2 separate regions of the Homo sapiens genome follow, and region 2 is linked to region 1. A link is an interaction called in ENCODE POLR2A ChIA-PET data of the cell type or tissue named here. Cell type or tissue: Panc1. All regions are shown on one strand. Links, peaks and the distances in the headings refer to the core of each region. The heading gives the core; the rest is flanking DNA.

Region 1 (9,070 bases), core at 799-8,798:
AAACATTTAATAACCACAATGTCACTAAAAAACCTGGCTTGCAATTTGTTTATTGTTAATATCTGATATCAGAATTTCTTGGAATCTTGAAGCTATAGCTCAAATAATTTAATCACACACACACACACACACACACACACACACACACACACACAATTATGGCTCAGTGTTCCAGAAAATGTGTACCTTCTCACCTAGTACCAAGTAGAAAATTAAAACTTTCCAAATTAGCTGGGCATGGTGGTGCATGCCTGTAGTCCCAACCACTCAGGAGACTGAGGCAGGAGAATCACTTGAACCCGGGAGGCGGAGGTTGCAGTGAGCCAAGATCGGGCCGCTGCACTACAGCCTAGCAACAGAGCCAGACTTCGTCTCAAAAAAAAACAAAAACAAAAAAACTTCCCTTCCCCCAAAGCAAGCTAAAAGATTAAACACAGGTTGTTAATACTTACAGGTACTAAATATTTGCATCCAGACCCAAGATAGCTCTAAAATAAGCAACTGGTTAAGTGGAAGTATCACACTATCTGCAATAGTAAATACAAGTCCAGAGCCACTGACATCCATAAGATCAATGTGGGAAGGGGAATCTAAAACAGAGGGACAATGGCTCCTAAAAGAAAAAAACCCTGTGTGTAAATTGCTTATCATCATGGCTTATAACATACTAATAGTCATTAGCATGACAACCAGGTAGCAGTTGCTCACTAAGAACGTACCTTCAGATTTATATGCACTTAATGGATATACATATATGGTAAACGTAAGACTGTGGTGTAAAGTCCTTTGCAGGTTTGCTTAAAGGAAGAATTTTATTTTTCAGTTGTATAAAAGCTAAACATAGTTCTAAACACAAGTTCTCTCTATTCTCTGAGGGTTGTGAAATGCACACAGCTCTCTTCTTTTGATAAATATCAATGAAAGTGAAAGAGGTTGAACAGCAATCCCTGATCTTCCTTCCTTATCTCCAGTATATTTCAGTCCCAAGCCACATCCCAAGAAAAGAGAAAGTAGGGGTGGAATGAGGAGAAAAAAAATAGGTCCAGAATCACTCTAGGGCAAAGGTTGATCCTGGCAACACACAGATATATTATTTGGCCCACCTATGTTTTCAGATGGAGAAAATTTACATTTAAATATATCCAGATTTCTGGCCAGATGCAGTGGCTCGCGCCTGTAATCCCAGCACTTTGGGAGGCCGAGGCGGGTGGATCACCTTAGGTCAGGAGTTCGAGACCAGCCTGGCCAACATGGCAATACCCTGTCTCTACTAAAAATACAAAAATTAGCTGGGCGTGGTAGCGGGTGCCTGTAATCCTAGCTACTCGGGAGGCAGAGGCAGGAGAATCGCTTGAACCTGGGAGGTGGAGGTTGCAGTGAGCTGAGACTGTGCTATTGTACTCCAGCCTGGGTGACAGAACAAGACTCTGTCTCAAATAAATAAATAAATAAATAAAAATAACAGAATATCTAAATTCCTTTGCTCACTTCAGCTAGAGTTGAGTACCTCTTGCTACCCATAAATAGGACAGCTGTTCTCTAGTTCACCACAATCTTGAGTTGATCCACTTTAGTCATGTCTGTTACCTGCCAGACCCTATAGGCATGCAGGTTTACCACTCAGGTAATCTCATAAATTACTATATCGCATAAAAGCCTCAGATAAAACTATCTGGAACTTCATGTATTTACAAAAGATGCCTTAAATTCCACAGTTTTCTTTCAGGTATTTTCTGGGGTGGATTGCAAGACATGGAAATTTTTCTTATTTATATTTTTCTCTCTCATAGTTCATACAGCACCTGTCACATAAAAGGCACTCAATAAATGTTGATTGTTACAAACTAAAGGGAGAATGGACCATAATAACACTCACAGAGCTAATCTGCTTTGGACATCTTTGATTTACTCAGAGCCAAATCCATGGATCCAGGATTAGCCTTAAATTGAAAAGGGCCTGGAATGTAAGGGGATTACAGAGGTTGTGTTGCTGTGAAGGTCAAAAGTCAGACCAGTTCTCTGGGAGCAAATTTGTCTACAGTGAAGAAAGGACTTGCCTCAGCATTAGGAGTCCTGGATGCATTGATTACATAAATAAATTCTATTTATTGTCTACTATGTGCTAAGGGCTATGGATAGAAATATGAACATAACAAGGTCCTTTAAGGAGTTCAGAAATCAAATACATAGTTTCCATGAAAGCCATGTGAATGCATGTCATTTGACCTTTTCAAACTCACTAGCAAAAAAAAGGGGGTGGCAAATCTGTTTGTTGGGGCTTACTTCATGATACAGTAAGAAACAACTGAAACAATGGGATTGTAAACCTTGTGAACCGTAAAACATTGGCAACAAGATGGTAGAACTGGATTCTTCCTGCTTTTGTTTCTTAGGATGCTAATATTGCAGTCAAAAAAGTAAGCATGAGACACAACCTGCCCCAAATACAAAGAAAATGTTGCAGTTTTATAGAAAAATGACCTCTGAGAACCTTTTGCATGCCAGTTGGGTTCCTCAAGCAGACAAATGATTTTTTTTTTTAAATCAGGGTTAAGAGGAGAGAGGTGCCGGCATGCTCAAGGTCGCCAACCCCCACCTGTCCATCTCTCCCATATTTTTCTCACCTCAAGCTTAGAGAGGTGAGCATAATTCCAAATATGTTTCCTATAGTTGGGAGTAACACAAGACCGTTGCCTGACTCCCACCAGAGGCATTTAAGGTAGAGAGTGGATGGTCCACCTGGGGAAATCTGGAAGTAAGAGATGGCCTGAGCAGTCACTTTCGTGGTAGATCTAAGGGGAAGCTACTGTATTGGGACTACATTGCTCACTCCAAATTTGCCTGCACAAGAGATACGGGATGTTTCCTGTTGACTAGAGTAAGCTACCTGAGAGAGAGATTGGCCTCTGTTACTCCTGTGTCCTATCAATTCGGGCCACATGGAGGTGTGAGGTGACCTCAGTAGAAAGAGGCTGGGTTCCAGCCAGACTCAGTAGCTCATGCCTGCAGTCCCAGCACTTTAGGAGGCTGAGGTGGGCAGATCACGAGGTCAGGAGTTCGAGACCAGCCTGACCAACCTGGTGAAACCCCGTCTCTACTAAAAACACAAAAATTAGTTGGGTGTGGTGGCTCGCACCTATAATCCCAGCTACTCAGGAGGCTGAGGCAGGAAAATTGCTTGAACCCAGGAGGTGGAGGTTGCAGTGAGCCTAGATCATGCCACTGCACTCCAGCCTGGGTGACAGAGTGAGACTCCATCAAAAAGAAAAAAGGAAGGAAGGAAGGAAGGAGGGAGGGAGGGAGGGAGGAAGGAAAGGAAGGTAGGGAGGGAGGAAGGAAGGAAGGAAGGAAAGAAAGAAAAGAAAGAAAAAGAAAGAAAAGAAAGAAAGAAGGAAAGAAAGAAAGAAAGAAAGAAAGAAAGAAAGAAAGAAAGAAAGAAAGAAAGAAAGAAAGAAAGAGAAAGGGAAAGAAAGAAAGAAGGAAGGAAAGAAAGAAGCCGGGTGCGATGGCTCACGCCTGTAATCCTAGCACTTTGGGAGGCCGAGGCGGGTGGATCACGAGGTCAGAAGATCGAGACCATCCTGCCTAACACGGTGAAACCCCGTCTCTACTAAAAATACAAAAAATTAGCCTGGCGTGATAGCGGGCGCCTGTAGTCCCAGCTACTCGGGAGGCTGAGACAGGAGAATGGAGTGATCCCAGGAGGCGGAGCTTGCAGTGAGCCGAGATCGCGCCACTGCACTCCAGCCTGGGTGACAGAGCGAGACTCCGTCTCAAAAAAAACAAACAAAAAAAAAAAAAGAAAGAAAGAAAAGAAACGAAAGAAGGAAGGAAGGAGAGACAGAAAGCAAAGAAGGAGGGGAGGGGAAGGGAGGGGAGGGAAGGGGAGGGGAGGGAACGGAAGGGAAGGGAAGGGAAGGGAAAAATTTTCCCTGGAGGTAAAAATGAACTACGGGAGAGAGAAGTCCAGCAAGGGAAGAGCCCCTGAAACTGCCACATAGGAGAGAGTCCATTTTTCTTCCATGTCTTTGCAGCCAGGATCTCTAAGGGGGACTGTCTTTAACCATCTGCCAGGTCAGAGAGCCAAAGTTACCTCACCAAGTGACAATGGTTCTATCCCTTTATTTCTCCTCTCCCAACCCTGCTTTTGAGCCTAGGAAAGTGGTGAGCAGGAAGCGAGAAGGAGGAAGAAGAGACAAACTCACCTCTTCTTCTACTGCAGGCTTCAGACTAAAACAGGACATAGCTAGGCGGGGAGAATTGATATCAAGTTGTATTTGGAGTTCTGACCTTGCATGGAGCTGGACAGTGTTAAGACTGAATTAGGTCTGTGTCTGTGACTTAAAATGATTGTAGGACTGCTTTTTACCTGACTAAACAGAAAAGACATGAGAATAGCCCAGATATTCACCCAAGGTCAGGTGAATATTACCTTCCCAACCCCAACTAATACAAAATTAAGGGAGGGTAGAAAGCATACACAAAGATGCATTTGATCAAAATCCACACATCGTGCACCATATTTGCACCATATAAACAAGAGTTATTCTGGTATGAAGTAGTGTTATTTTCTCTTCCTGAAAAGTAGCTTTCATAGCGAACTATTGCTAAAGTTGCCATAATCGTCTTTTTCAACTTTCTTATTTTTAAGATGAAATATAGGTAAAGCCTACTGATAGAATGATAATGTTTATGGATCATGGTGAAGGTCCTGAAGTTGAAGTGAAATCATTTTTGAAGAATTATAAGTAATGAGAGAGATCTAACATGACTGACTCCATCTTGCTTCTAGACTGACTCCATCTTATTTGTAACCTCACAGACTAATCTTTTTTTTTTTTTTTTTGCTTATTCTAGCACTGAAGCCAAGATAAATTTAGTTTATTAAACTTAAACTTAGAGACATAGGAAACTGAACATCTCCTTGTTCACAGATTGAAGCTGCATTTGTAAGACAAGTTTAGAATTATGGGAAGAACTTGAACTTTGCTAAAGAATAGGCATAAACAATGACCTGCCATTGCTTAGCTTGCTTTTCTATTAGTTGCTTACCACTCCAGAGTCACGTAATCAGGGGTTGTAAGATTTATAATTTCCCCAACTACTCCTATAGATAACATCAATATTGTGAAACCTACAGAACTGGTCTTTGAGATCTTTTCCAAATTTAGCATTTTGGTAGACCAAGTGATGCCATCTGGTCCTCAGACCCCCTCTTGGGAACTAACTCAACTACACAAAGGCAGTTTTAAACACCCCCGTGATTTCTTCCCCAGATAATCAATTGTTTCAGTTTCCCAGCCCCTGCTTACCAAAGTACCCTTTAAAAAAAAACCCTAGCCTTGGCTGGGCATGGTGGCTCATGCCTGTAATCCCAACACTTTGGGAGGCCAAGGTGGGTGGATCACTTGAGGTCTGGAGTTCAAGACCAGCCTGGCCAACATGTTGAAACCCTGTCTCTACTCAAAAAAATTAAAAAATTAGCCAATGGTGGCAGGTGCCTGTAATCCCAGCTACATGGGAGGCTCAGGCAGGAGAATCACTTGAACCCAGGAAGCAGAGGTTGCAGTGAGCCAAGATCACACCACTGTACTGCAGCCTAGGCAATAGAGCTAGACTCTGAAAAGAAAAAAACTAGCTTTTTAATTCTCAGGGAAGCAGATTTGAGAAATACCTCCTGTCCTTCCACTTGGCTGGCCCTGCAAATTAAACTCTCTTTGCTGCAATACCTGCCGTTCTTAGTGCATTGGTATTTCTGGGAAGCAGGCAAAAAGAACCTGTCAGGCTGTGACATATGTCAGCTGAAGAGGAGCCTTGAAAACACTTTCATTAGGAAGTTTTGTACCTCCCTAGTAATATTAATTCAGCTGCTCCCCTTGAAATTTTAGGGCTTCTTTCACATTTTGGAAACAAGAGTGGTCGCCCTATCATGCCTCATGCCTCAGTGGTCAAGTTTCTGTGATCTGTCAGTCAAGAGGAATCCTTAGAAGCACCAACTGGCCCTACTTGGCAATGAAATTGAGTGTAGATAGGATAATTATGCTATGCACCTGTGCCTCTCTGCTATCCTAATAAAATCTCAGAAATAATGTCCCCATTTTCCCCACACTACCTTACTCAAGAAATTTCTCACTACCTTACTCAAGAAATTTAAAACTCATATAAGGAAAATGTAAAAGAAAAAGATCTGTGCTTCAAACAAGAATTACTCTCAAGATTCTGCCATTTGGATTATTCCTCATAAATTTCTAATCTGCCCAGCCTGTGATTCATATAGTAGCTGAAATTGAAATCTGTGAAAGAAATTAGGATTACTCCCTTACTTCAGCCTTGAAAAAAATATAGCCTAAAGGAGTTTTGGATGTAGATTTTGTATAGAAAACAGGCATTTAAAAAAAAAAAAAAAAAAGGCCAAGCGCAGTGGCTCACGCCTGTAATCACAGCACTTTGGGAGGCCGAGGCAGGCAGATCAGGAGGTCAGGAGTTCGAGACCAGCCTGACTAACATGGTGAAACCCTATCTCTACTAAAAATACAAAAGTTAGCCACGCGTGGTGGCGTGCGCTTGTAAACCCAGATACATGGGAGGCTGAGGCAGGAGAATCGCTTGAACCCAGAAGGTGGAGGTTGCAGTGAGCTGAGACTGCACCACCGCATTCCAGCCTGGGTGACAGAGTGAGACTGTCTCAAAAACAACAACAACAAAACAAAACTGAGGATTATAAAAGTGGAAAAGGAGAAGGAAATATCCTCCTTCTCTCCAAAGGTGCATTTCTACACTTACAACTCTGATTCCTTTGTTTCTACCTTTCCATTTCCATGCTCCCATACTTCTTTGTAGAACAGCCTAAATGTTGCGGAAAGCACCTTTCTTAGCTTCTGCTGTGTTACCTTGAAGCCACAGTGCTTACCTTTTAGACAGTTATTGCCGCCTTCTTCACCGTGGCTAATTGTCAGGGACAGAGATGTTTAAAAAACAATCACTTTAGTATCATGAAGATCACTGCTAATTAAATTCAACCAGAGTATTTACTGTTTGTTGTCTATTCTTTATCATGCATTTTCTAAGATCTTCTTATCCCTGAGTGAATTATACCAAAAGGCAGCAGATTGTCTGAGCCTCAGGGGAGATTTTTCCCAGTTTGCATTTTTGTTGTTGTTCTTATAGCATTACTCTTGATCATTTGTTAAAGAAAATATTTTTTAAAAAAAATTTACAATGGAAATTTTAAATTTTGAGAGAGTTGATATTTAATTAACACTTACCAAATGGTATTAAGTAAATATATATGCATAAATATGTTATTCATGTCACTGTAGAGACATATTGCATTTAGCCATGCAGGTATACCAACAGGCTTAGAAGAAACTGGGACAATAAATTGAAACAAGCACTTTATCAGAACATTTGAGCAGCTGTTTACATAATATTATATGCTTAAAAGAAACATTAAAGCATGGGCCATGCTCCTAGAAACCATAACATTTAGTTGAATAGATCTGAATATTTTGGATCTCATGGACCAATAGTTTTTTGGGAAAGGAAGAATGGGAGGGACAGACAAAACAAAGAATGTCAATTTTTTATTGTTTTACTAAATAATAAAAATGGTTAACTGTATTAGTCAGGATTCTCTTAGAGAGTCAGAACTAATAGGCTATAGATACATATATATATATATATATATGAGATATATATATATATGAGATATATATATATATATGAGATATATATATATAAAAAGAGGAGTTTATTAAGTATTAATTTACATGATCACAAGGTCCCACAATAGGCTGTCTGCAAGCTGAGGAGCAAGGAGAGCCAGTCCAAGTCTCAAAACTGAAGAACTTGGCATCCAATGTTCGAGGGCAGGAAGCATCCAGCACAGGGGAACGATGTAGCCTGGGAAGCTAGACCCATCTCTCCTTTTCACATTTTTCTGCCTGCTTTATATTCACTGGCAGCTGATTAGATTGTGTCCACCAGATTAAGGATGGGTCTGCCTTCCCCAGCTCACTGACTCAAATGTTAATCTCTTGGCAACACCCTCACAGACACACCCAGGATCAATACTTTGTATCCTTCAATCAAGTTGACACTTAGTATTAAACAACACAAGTCTACCCCTTGTCAACTTGAACCCATACAAATCTCCTGAGATCATACATAATCTTCAAATAAAGACAATAATGAGCGAGCTCATAATTACACCTAACATAATACAACTGTCCTTTGTACAACCAGAAATGCACCAATCCCAAACCCAAAATACTATTACATAAAGTTAGCAATACTTAAATGCTGATATGAAGTCAATAAGTCTTATGTCACGTGATAAAGGAAAAGGAAATAAAATGAAGATATTTTCTTAGTGCAAGTGTGTACATGCACAAACATGTTTTTAACAAAAGAAGGAGGAAATACTCATGACAATTACCGTCCTCGTTTCTGCAGCTGGTCACATGGTCATAGCTAGTATTGATGCCTACCTTCTTCTACTACCCATCCTGTATTCCCTTTGCCTTCAGCAAGCACCTCAGCAGGTAGTGGCTTTTTTCCTGGTGGAGTGACCCGAACCTTCATTCCTGAGGGGTCTAGGTCATTTGTAGTCCTGCCTGGATTGGACTGTTGTAGTGTCTCATTGACATTAATCACAAGGCATAGCAATACTAAGAGATGCCATAATGGATCTTTTGTATTCCATGTGTACTCTTCTTTACCTCTGTTGTGGAGTAGTAGACTGATTTCATCTTGGTAGTAAGGGTCAATCACCCCAGCCAACACTGTAACTCCCTTCTTAGCCTGTTGACTTAAAGGTAGGAGGAGCCCAAAGTGTCCAGGTGGCAATCTTAACTTCTGGTTTAATGGAATCGTTGTTGTGTCTCCTGGTGGCAGCGTTCTTTCCTCTGGAACTAAGACCTCTAGGCCAGCAGAACATAATGTCATGGGAACAGGTAGCAAAAATTTTGCTGGTGGATAACTAGGGGTGATGTTGAGTGGTGCCACCTCCACTTCCATCCCCTGATTCCTGGACCTGTGAATCCTGGCTATGGGAGAAACAGTACCATAT
Region 2 (9,070 bases), core at 603-8,602, 85 kb after region 1:
CCTGACAGGCTTTTGGGGGAGTCATTAGTGTCCCCAGCCTATACAACCATGGGGCAGGCAGGGTTCTGGAGGGAAGCCAGAGAGGCCAGAGGGGTCACAGTTGAATTGCTGGGCCCAGTAAGAGGTTTGCATAAGATTGGTCTTCTCAGACTGGGCACAGTGGCTCATGCCTGTAATCCCAGCACTTTGGGAGGCCAAGGTGGGCGGATCACCTGAGGTCAGGAATCTGAGACCAGCCTGTCTGACATGGTGAAACCTCATCTCTACTAAAAATACAAAATTAGCCTCGTGTGGTGACGTGAACCTGTAATCCCAGCTACCTGGGAGGCTGAGGCAGGAGAATCACTTGAACCCAGGAGGCAGAAGTTGCAGCGAGCCAAGATCCCACCATTGCACTCCAGCAGGGGCAAAAATAGTGAAACTCCATCTCAAAAAAAGAGACTGGTCTCCTCAATCAGAGATGATAAAAAAGAAAAGAGAATATACTACCACTACGATTTTCTAGTAGTTAACAAAACAGACATACTGCCTTGACTTGCCTTTGCCAAGGTTGCTGTCACTCTAGCATTCGATAATGCTGGTAACTCAAAATGCATCCCTGTCCCCAAGAAACAGTTTTGGGTCAAAACTAGGAGTTGGCAAAAATTTTTTTGTAAAAGGCCAGACAGTAAATATTTTTGGCTTTGTGGGTCACTACTCAATGCCACTGTTGTAACTCAACCATAAAACATGAAATTTCATCAATACATGAAAGAATGAACATGGTAGGATTCCAGTGAAATTTTCTCTACAGACAGTAAATTTACATTTTATATAATTCTTACCTGCCATGAAATATTATTCTTCTCTTGATTGTTTTCAACCATTTAAAAATATTTTTAAAATTATTCTTAGCACACATGTTGTACTAAATAGGCAGCAGGCTGGACTTTGCCCGCAGGAGACAGTTTTCCAACTCCCTCTATAAACAATGAATATTAAGAATGATAAAACTGGTGAGTTATGTTTAGTGGAAAACATTCACCTTATTTCTAAGTGTAGAAAGTCAATTCTGTGGTAACCCCAATGGATTATTTTAGTTGTAGAAATAGTTGGCCCCATTGGTTCAGATATTCACCATTATTTAAGTCACAAATTGAATGTGCTTCATTCATTCATTCTTCAATAAATATTTATTGAGTGCCCACTATGTCCGAGGCACTGTATGAGGTACTAGGATAAAAAAGCAAATATTCTGTAAATTCATTCCCAAAATAAACCTCTGAAAATTACTTTATACTGTTCCTTCAATCTGCTTGGGATTTTGAATTTTTGGCAGTCGATGATTAACAAAAGGAGATGGTGTTAGTCCAACTCTGAGGTATTATTAACTCAAGCAAAACAAAAAAAAAAACAACATTTAACATGAATGACAATAAACCTTCATATTCAAATGAGATAAGAAGCCAATACATGTTTTATTATTTTCATAAGGGCTGGCTGAATTAGAAATAACTATAATAGTTTCAGCTGGGGAAAGGATACTTTGTATTACCTTATCATTTCTAATAGCATAAAATTAATTTTTAGTTACAGTGATTAAGTGTAAGTTTCTAACCTTTTGGAAAATAATGGTGACAGTGCATTAATCTATTGCAAATCAGGAATTAGGGCATCGCAGGGACAATCATTATCAAAGTATATTTACTGACTGCCTCTTAATTGCCTAACAAAATAACTCTGCTCTTATTTCAAAATAAGCGTGTTTCAATATGTTTGTAAGCTTTGATATGACTTGATGTTCATCACAGTTCTATCTATAATAGTGGAAAATTAGAAATAACTTAAATATCCATCATGAAAGGAATAAATAAATATATAATGGTATATATTATGGATCCACCAGACAATGGAATATGGCTATTACAAAAGATGATTCTAAATCAATGGCCACTACTGAAGAAAGATATCTACAATATACCAAAAACTTTTTCAGAAAGCAGGTTATAGGCCAAATGCACAGCACTTTGGGAGGCCAAGGCAAGCAGATCACCTGAGGTCAGGAGTTTGAGACCCGCCTGGCCAACATGGCAAAACCCCGTCTCTACTAAAAATACAAAAAATTAGCCAGGCATGGTGGCACACGCCTGTAATCCCAGCTACTCAGGAGGCTGAGGCAGAAGAACCTCTTGAACCTGGGAGGCAGAGGTTGCAGTGAGCCGAGATCACGTCACTGCACTCTAGCCTGGGCGACAGAGTGAGACTCCATCTCAAAAAAACAAAAACAAAAACAAAAACAAAAAACAAAGAAAGAAAGCAGGTTACAAGACAGCATTAATAGTTTGTTCTAATTTATGTAAGGTCACATACATTAGAACACTAACCAAATTTTTATAAATTATTACTCCCAGGTGGCCAGAATTTGGGGATGATTTTTACTGCCTTTAAAAAAATTTTCTCTATTCTTTGAAATTTTTACAATGAACATGTACTGGGCGCCTAAATAAATAAAGAAGATTTTTTTCATTATGTAATCTACAAAACTAAAAATCAGCAGGACTTTTATGATTAAAATGACCAATAAATTATCATTTCAGTGATAAAAATAGTAACAAGTATATGAGGCTTGTCGGGATGGCAATCCTGTGGTCGTAATAGCTATTGAAATTACCCCGGCTGGGTGTGGTGGCTTACGCCTGTAATCCCAGCACTTTGGGAGGCCGAGGCGGGTGGATCACAAGGTCAGGAGATTGAGACCATCCTGGCTAGCACGGTGAAACCCCGTCTCTCCTAAAAATACAAAAAAATTTAGCCAGGCATGGTGGCGGGCGCCTGTAGTCCCAGCTATTTGGGAGGCTGAGGCAGGAGAATGGCGTGAACCTGGGAGATGGAGCTTGCACCACTGCACTCCAGCCTGGGGGACAAAGCAAGACTCTGTCTCAAAAAAAAAAAAAAAAAAAAAAATCCCTAATGTGAACATTTTTGGGAATGCAATCTATTCCCATTATCCTGCCTTGAACAACACTGTTTCATTTGAAAGCTTCAAGAATATCATGTGCTTTGCTATCCTCTACGTGCCCATTGTCTTCAAGAAACTCAGCATCCTAGCACGAGAAAGTGTTGAGATCAAGTCTAAATCACTCATCCTACAAATAAAGGAACTAAGCCAGAGAGGTGACATGACCTGCCCAAAGCCCCACAGCTAAAGCTATAACACAATTTCTCTCATTTTTGTGCCAGTCATAGAAAGTTACCTTGAACCCATCATCAGAATGTCGTAGTACACTAGAAGTCCCACATGAAACCAAACTAAGATCATGCTGGAATGTATTGGCATCCCAGCCTCCATTGTATTCATAGAGCTCTGGGGAGTGTAATGCTGAAGGACTGGAGGAAGACCCAGACACACATCTGTGATGCTGCACTTGGCAAAAATGGGGAGGTGGAGTGACATCGAGTCTCTTAGACGCACACAGATTTGGAAGAAAGAAGCTTCTGCCTGTCATACACTGCCCAGGCCTTAAAAAAAAAACAATAAAAATACTTACACCATGCATTCACAGACAGGTTCAGATGTGACATTGTGCAGCTGTTTATTAATAAAGGGGTAACATTTGAAACAAAAGAAGTAAATACAATTCTGTAGTATATGAAGAACAGAGAACGTAAATGTAAGGCTTGGGTGAAGGAAAATATTCAGTCAAAGGTAATAACAAAAGCTAATAGCTATAATTGATTGAGAACCTACTACACACTTTACAGAAACTATTACCCCAAGTTCTCACTACAACCCACAAACCTTTGTTCTTCAATCAATACTGCTTCCCTGTCAGGACAAGTCAGAGTGAAAAGAAAAGACCTCAGACATCACATCACTGGAAGGCAATGGAGAAGAAAATGTTAAAGAGAAGGTTATTGCTGTCAAGTGGTGCTCTGAAGCTTAGAAGGATGAAGACTGTGAAAAGCCATTGGATATGGTGTTTAGGACATTTTCAATGTCCTTTTAGAGTTTTATTCTCCCTTTTGTCATGTTACCATGAAATCTGACCTGACTTGGCTAGCCGAATTTAATCACTAGGATTGAACTAAGCCTACAGTAAGTGTACTATTTTCTGGAAGTAAATGATTCATCTGTATGAGGTAAAGGAAATTTTCCAGGAAGAAGAGTTGCTATTTAGCAAACGCCATTATGCATATTATAGTAGTTGTACTCATTTATTGACATGTATTAACTCCTTCCTTTAGTGAAGCCAATTTGTAAGATCTATAAACATGCTTTGTAAATCATACCCTGTTAATTTCCCCTCTCCCATCCCTACCTTCTTACTTAAATCAAGTGCAGACAGGCTCAGTTAAAAAGAATCAACTACCACAAACAAGGCATGACTCTCTGGCCTGTTTCTCTGCACCAGACTAGCTCTAAACTGCTTTTTGTCAATCGGAGGTTCAGGTTCATATGTAGTTTGCAAACCTGTTATCATTATTCCCCTTCAAGTATTGTTGTCATTCCTATTTTCCTGCTTTTCTCTTATCTACTTAATATTTAAATTCCTGATGACACTCATTCTACTACACCATTCTTACAATCGCAACATTTTCCACATCCATGTAGAGATTATTCATTGCACATTTTCCCAAAGTGTATTTTCTTAAAATTAGAGCCTAGATCAGTAGCATCCAATGGAAATACACGTAATTTAAATTTTTCTAGTTGCCACAATAAAAAGTTTTAAAGAAGCAGGTAGGCCAGGCACCATAGCTCACACCTGTAATCCCAGCACTTTGGGGGGCCCAAGTGGGTGGATCACTTGAAGTCAGGAGTTCGAGACCAGCCTGGCCAACCTGGTGAAACTCTGACTCCACTAAAAATGCAAAAATTAGCCGGGCATGGTGGCACACACCTGTATTCCTAGCTACTCAGGAGGCTGAAGCATGAGAATTCCTTGAACCTGGGAGGCAAAGGTTGCAGTGAGCTGGGATTGTGCCACTGCACTCCAGCCTGGGTGATAGAGCAAGACCCTGACTAAAAAAAAAAAAAAAAAGGCAGGTAAAATGAATTATCCAATGAACTATTGTTTTGGCATTTAATCAACGTCTTAAAATTGTTACAGGTATATTTTAGATTTTTTGTACTATTTTAAAAATTCATTGTGTATTTCACATTTATAGCACATCTCAATTCCAAAAGTAGCCACATGTAGCTAAAGGCTGCCATATTGGGCAGCTTAGTTCTAGATCCTGAATGAAGGTGTTGAACAAGATCAGACTTTTAGCTGAGCCCTCTGCTAAGGTTCTCTCCATCCTCATCTCCCTCGTTCCCCCACCATCACCCCAATCTAGAAATAGTGTTCTTTCTTGGGCCCATTTTTACAACTAAATTTGTAGAAGCTATGTCTTAGACATTTCCACAATCTCTTTCCCACCTTAGACTTTTCCTTATCTCAACCCGTTCATTTGATTAATAGGAAAACTGATGCTCAGAGAGATTGATAATCGACTCCGGGTCACACAATGGTTAGGAGCAACGATCTAAATTCAGTCTTACTGATGACCAGGTCAGAGCTCTTCTGACTACTTTAAGAACTGAAACTCTTCTCTTCCCCCTATTCCTCCCTCAGGGCTCAGCCTTCCTTTAAGACTCTCCCACAAGAAAGAGTTGATCTTACCCTCCTACTCAGACATTAAGTTTAGTGGCCAGAACTAACTGATCTTTCAAGGACAACAGGTGGATTTAGGAATTGCTCACTGGTAGCTCATACCTGGCAACTTTTTATTTCCTTTAATGTAAGGCTAATAATTCCTTCACCTAAGAAGAGAGGAAAGATCATTCGCTGGCCAACTTATTCTGCTACATACATTCATTTATTGTATTTATTGTGGTAATCTCCCCAGGTGCCATTGGTAATTTGATAGTGTTGTTTACTTGTGGTTTTGGATTTTTTTTACAATGAATACATGTATTTTTGTGCAAATAAATAATACATGTTAATAATAAATGAATGTGGCTAATATATTTTATAAAGAGATAGTCTGATGATCTACTCTGGTTTAATTCTCCCAGATCTATTAGTAGAAGCCTTTTTTTGTTTTTTTTAACCACTTTTGTTAATCATTAAAATATTTTCCAAAGGTAGAAATGGAGAGACAATGCAGTTTTGCACTCTGAGCCCCTACTATATAAAAATCACTCATCAGTATAAAATGGCCTCACAGTGATTCAGGTTGAGCACCCAGTACTCCACTTAGATTTCTATCAATGCAGAACGTGACAATACTTGATCAGTTCGGCAATGCTAAGAGTATTTTTGACCTTTCCTTCTTTCAGCTTAAAAAAAAAAGTGAACGAGATAGCCTACAGGCAGATCCTAATATCAAATGACCAAAGAAATTGGGAAGGAACACATTCCATGCATTTTAATATATGTAAATACATTTCAAGCATTTTAATATATGTAAACACATTTCATGCATTTTAATATATGTAAATACATATATTGAATATCATGCATTTTAATATATGTAAATACATATATTAAATATATTGTATAATATATATTTAATATACATTATTTTGTCTTAGGTAATTTTAAAACCCTTTTTATTAATCATTTCAACAGAAAAAAAAGTAAGGTTCCCACACATCTCATCAATCTGTCTTGAATAATTCATACTTCAGCTTTCACTATACAATTGGTAATATGTTCATGTAGAAGTGGGAAAACAGGAACCATATGTTTTCTTAAGACTTTCAAGTTCACCTTCCACACCATAAGAAAATGAAGCCTGAATTTCCCTAGACTGATCCTATTTACAATTTGTAATTTTTTGGTACACGTACACAGAGCTTTAAAATAGCTATGTTGATGTTTCAGTTAAATCAAATTTCACACATTTTAAGTTCACTAATAGAGCTTGCAATATAAAGGAATAAAATAATAAACACTTTTATAATTAAAGTTGGAAAGATCAGGTTTACATTTTTATGTGTTCAGATGTGCATGTTATTTTTACTTCATTAGGGGTATACCTGTAGGTTGGAAGATACAGAAAAGATACCTAAAAAACACCGTTGCTAGCAATGGAATTGATACTTGAGTTCCTCAATAAACTGGTATTTACAGGTGTATAGTATGCTCTTTCTGTATCTCATGGAGGAAACAAATTTAAGAACAAGTGTTCCTGAGAAGAGATTTTGGGGGGATCATGCAGTGCAACCTCCTTCTTCACTTCAGAAGAAACAGCAAGCATTTTGATTTCAGTGCAGAATGTCTGCCACATGACAGTATTCTGAAGTTTGTTAGATGGTGGAAACTTAATTTTTTTTGTGGAAACCTATAAAATGCCGATATATTTATGTTTCCCCTGGCAGAACTTTTACTAGCAGAAAATATTACTCTATTTTATATATATATATATTCACATATATATACACACACATATCTACACATGTATATACATATATACACACATATATACACATATATATACACACATATATATACACACACATATATATGTTATACTCTACCTTAACTAAAAGGTTGTTAAACTAAATGCAGTGAGTTATGTCAGAGATTTTCTATTAAAATTTGTATGCCACCTACTCGTTTGATTTCCTGTGCTCATCAGCAAATAAGCAGTAAAAGATGACAAAGATTTAAGAAAAAGTTAGGCCAGGCATGGTGGTTCATGCCTGTAAACCCAGCACTTTGGGAGGCTGAGGGGGGCAGATCACCTCAGGTCAGGAGTTCAAGACCAGCCTGGCCAACATGGCGAAACCCTGTCTCTACTAAAAATACAAAAAATTGCCTGGCGTGGTGGCGGGTGCCTATAATCCCAGCTACTTGGGAGGCTGAGGCAGGAGAATTGCTTGAACCCGGGAGGGAGAGGTTGCAGTGAGCCGAGATTGCACCATTGCACTCAGCCTGGGGGACAGAGCGAGAGTCTCCCTCTGTCTCAAAAAAAAAAGAAAAAAGAAAAAATTAAAGGGAAGGTGAACCTAATGTAGAAATTCCAAGTTCTTTTAATTTTTTTCTAGAATTAAGATGACACCAACATTATTTCTTATCAGCCGTGGCACCTCTGTGCTCCCTGGGAGCATAGTTTGTTCTTTTCAAGAATGCTAAGTCCGCTCTTATTTGGTATAGCATAGATAAAACATTTGAGTAACTATTTTGGTTTTGTTTTCAACCCACTGTGCCAAAATCACGTGGTTACTTCATGTACCTTATGTTCTTTAAAAGATGGTTTTAAATGAAAGTGTTTTGAGGATATATGCCTTCTTTTAATGTTTTTGGGCAATTACAATAATGAAGGCTAATTTTGAAAAGTACTCAATTAAAAAGCAATTGAATATGGGAAGTGATTTTTTTAAAGGCCCTTTAAGAGTAGACATGTTGGCTCTTCTTGATTTCAGAAGTGTTTGTATATAAAAGAATTGTCCATGACGTAATTCTGAGTGGGAAAAAAAAACTTGCAGATTTTATTTCATATGCAAAATAAAGAAAAAAAGAGGTCTGGAGTAAAATAAAAGTTGTTAAGACAATTTACTCCAGGTGGTAAGAAAAGAACTTTAAGTTTTTATTTTAAGGATTTTCATATCATTTAACTATTTTTCGACACATTTGCACAACTTTTTCATTTCTTAAACCTACAAACTTTAAGAAAATTTTTTGCTGAATTTTTTTGGTCAGGTTAATTCACTACATGGTTTACAAACAAGTAATTTTTAAAAGTTAGGTGCCAGATAAAACATTGTTAACAAATAGAAAATTAGACTCAGACAGTACAGAGTGAACCTTTGAAATGCTGTTGTTTGATATTCTGCCTTTGAATTTCTTTCTCCATATAATTGAACCTTTGCTTTGTACATGGTATGTGTTCAATAATTATTTATGATTGTCTTTTTTTTTTTTGGCCTACAAAAATAGCCATCTTAGGCCGTGCATGGTGGCTCATGCCTGCAATCCCAGCACTTTGGGAGGCTGAGGTGGGTGGATCACAAAGTCAGGAGTTCAAGACCAGCCTTGTCAACATGGTGAAACCCCGTCTCTACTAAAAATACAAACAAAATTAGCCAGGCATGATGGTG

What was found. ChIA-PET counts read pairs that join two places held together with the same protein. Peaks named below come from ENCODE experiments on the same cell type or tissue, not always from the same donor. Only the 100,000 strongest peaks of a DNase experiment are listed, where the experiment ranks them.
Region 2: POLR2A ChIA-PET joins it to region 1 with 13 read pairs; 3 of 35 experiments call an interaction of 5 or more read pairs at or near these places.

Annotation. Positions count from the first base shown.
Region 1 is chr9:72,487,121-72,496,190 of GRCh38, reverse strand. It overlaps LOC105376080 (a long non-coding RNA gene), which reads right to left. Exons shown (of 3, transcript XR_929925.3): 3 at 8,882-9,070. Among named protein-coding and RNA genes, the nearest start is that of TMC1, 30 kb to the left of the region's middle. In Panc1, for the core only: no CTCF peak of the experiment used is centred there; no DNase peak of the experiment used is centred there; H3K4me3 peaks cover 605 bases; H3K27ac peaks cover 3,118 bases.
Region 2 is chr9:72,402,284-72,411,353 of GRCh38, reverse strand. No RefSeq gene overlaps it. Among named protein-coding and RNA genes, the nearest start is that of ZFAND5, 42 kb to the right of the region's middle. In Panc1, for the core only: no CTCF peak of the experiment used is centred there; no DNase peak of the experiment used is centred there.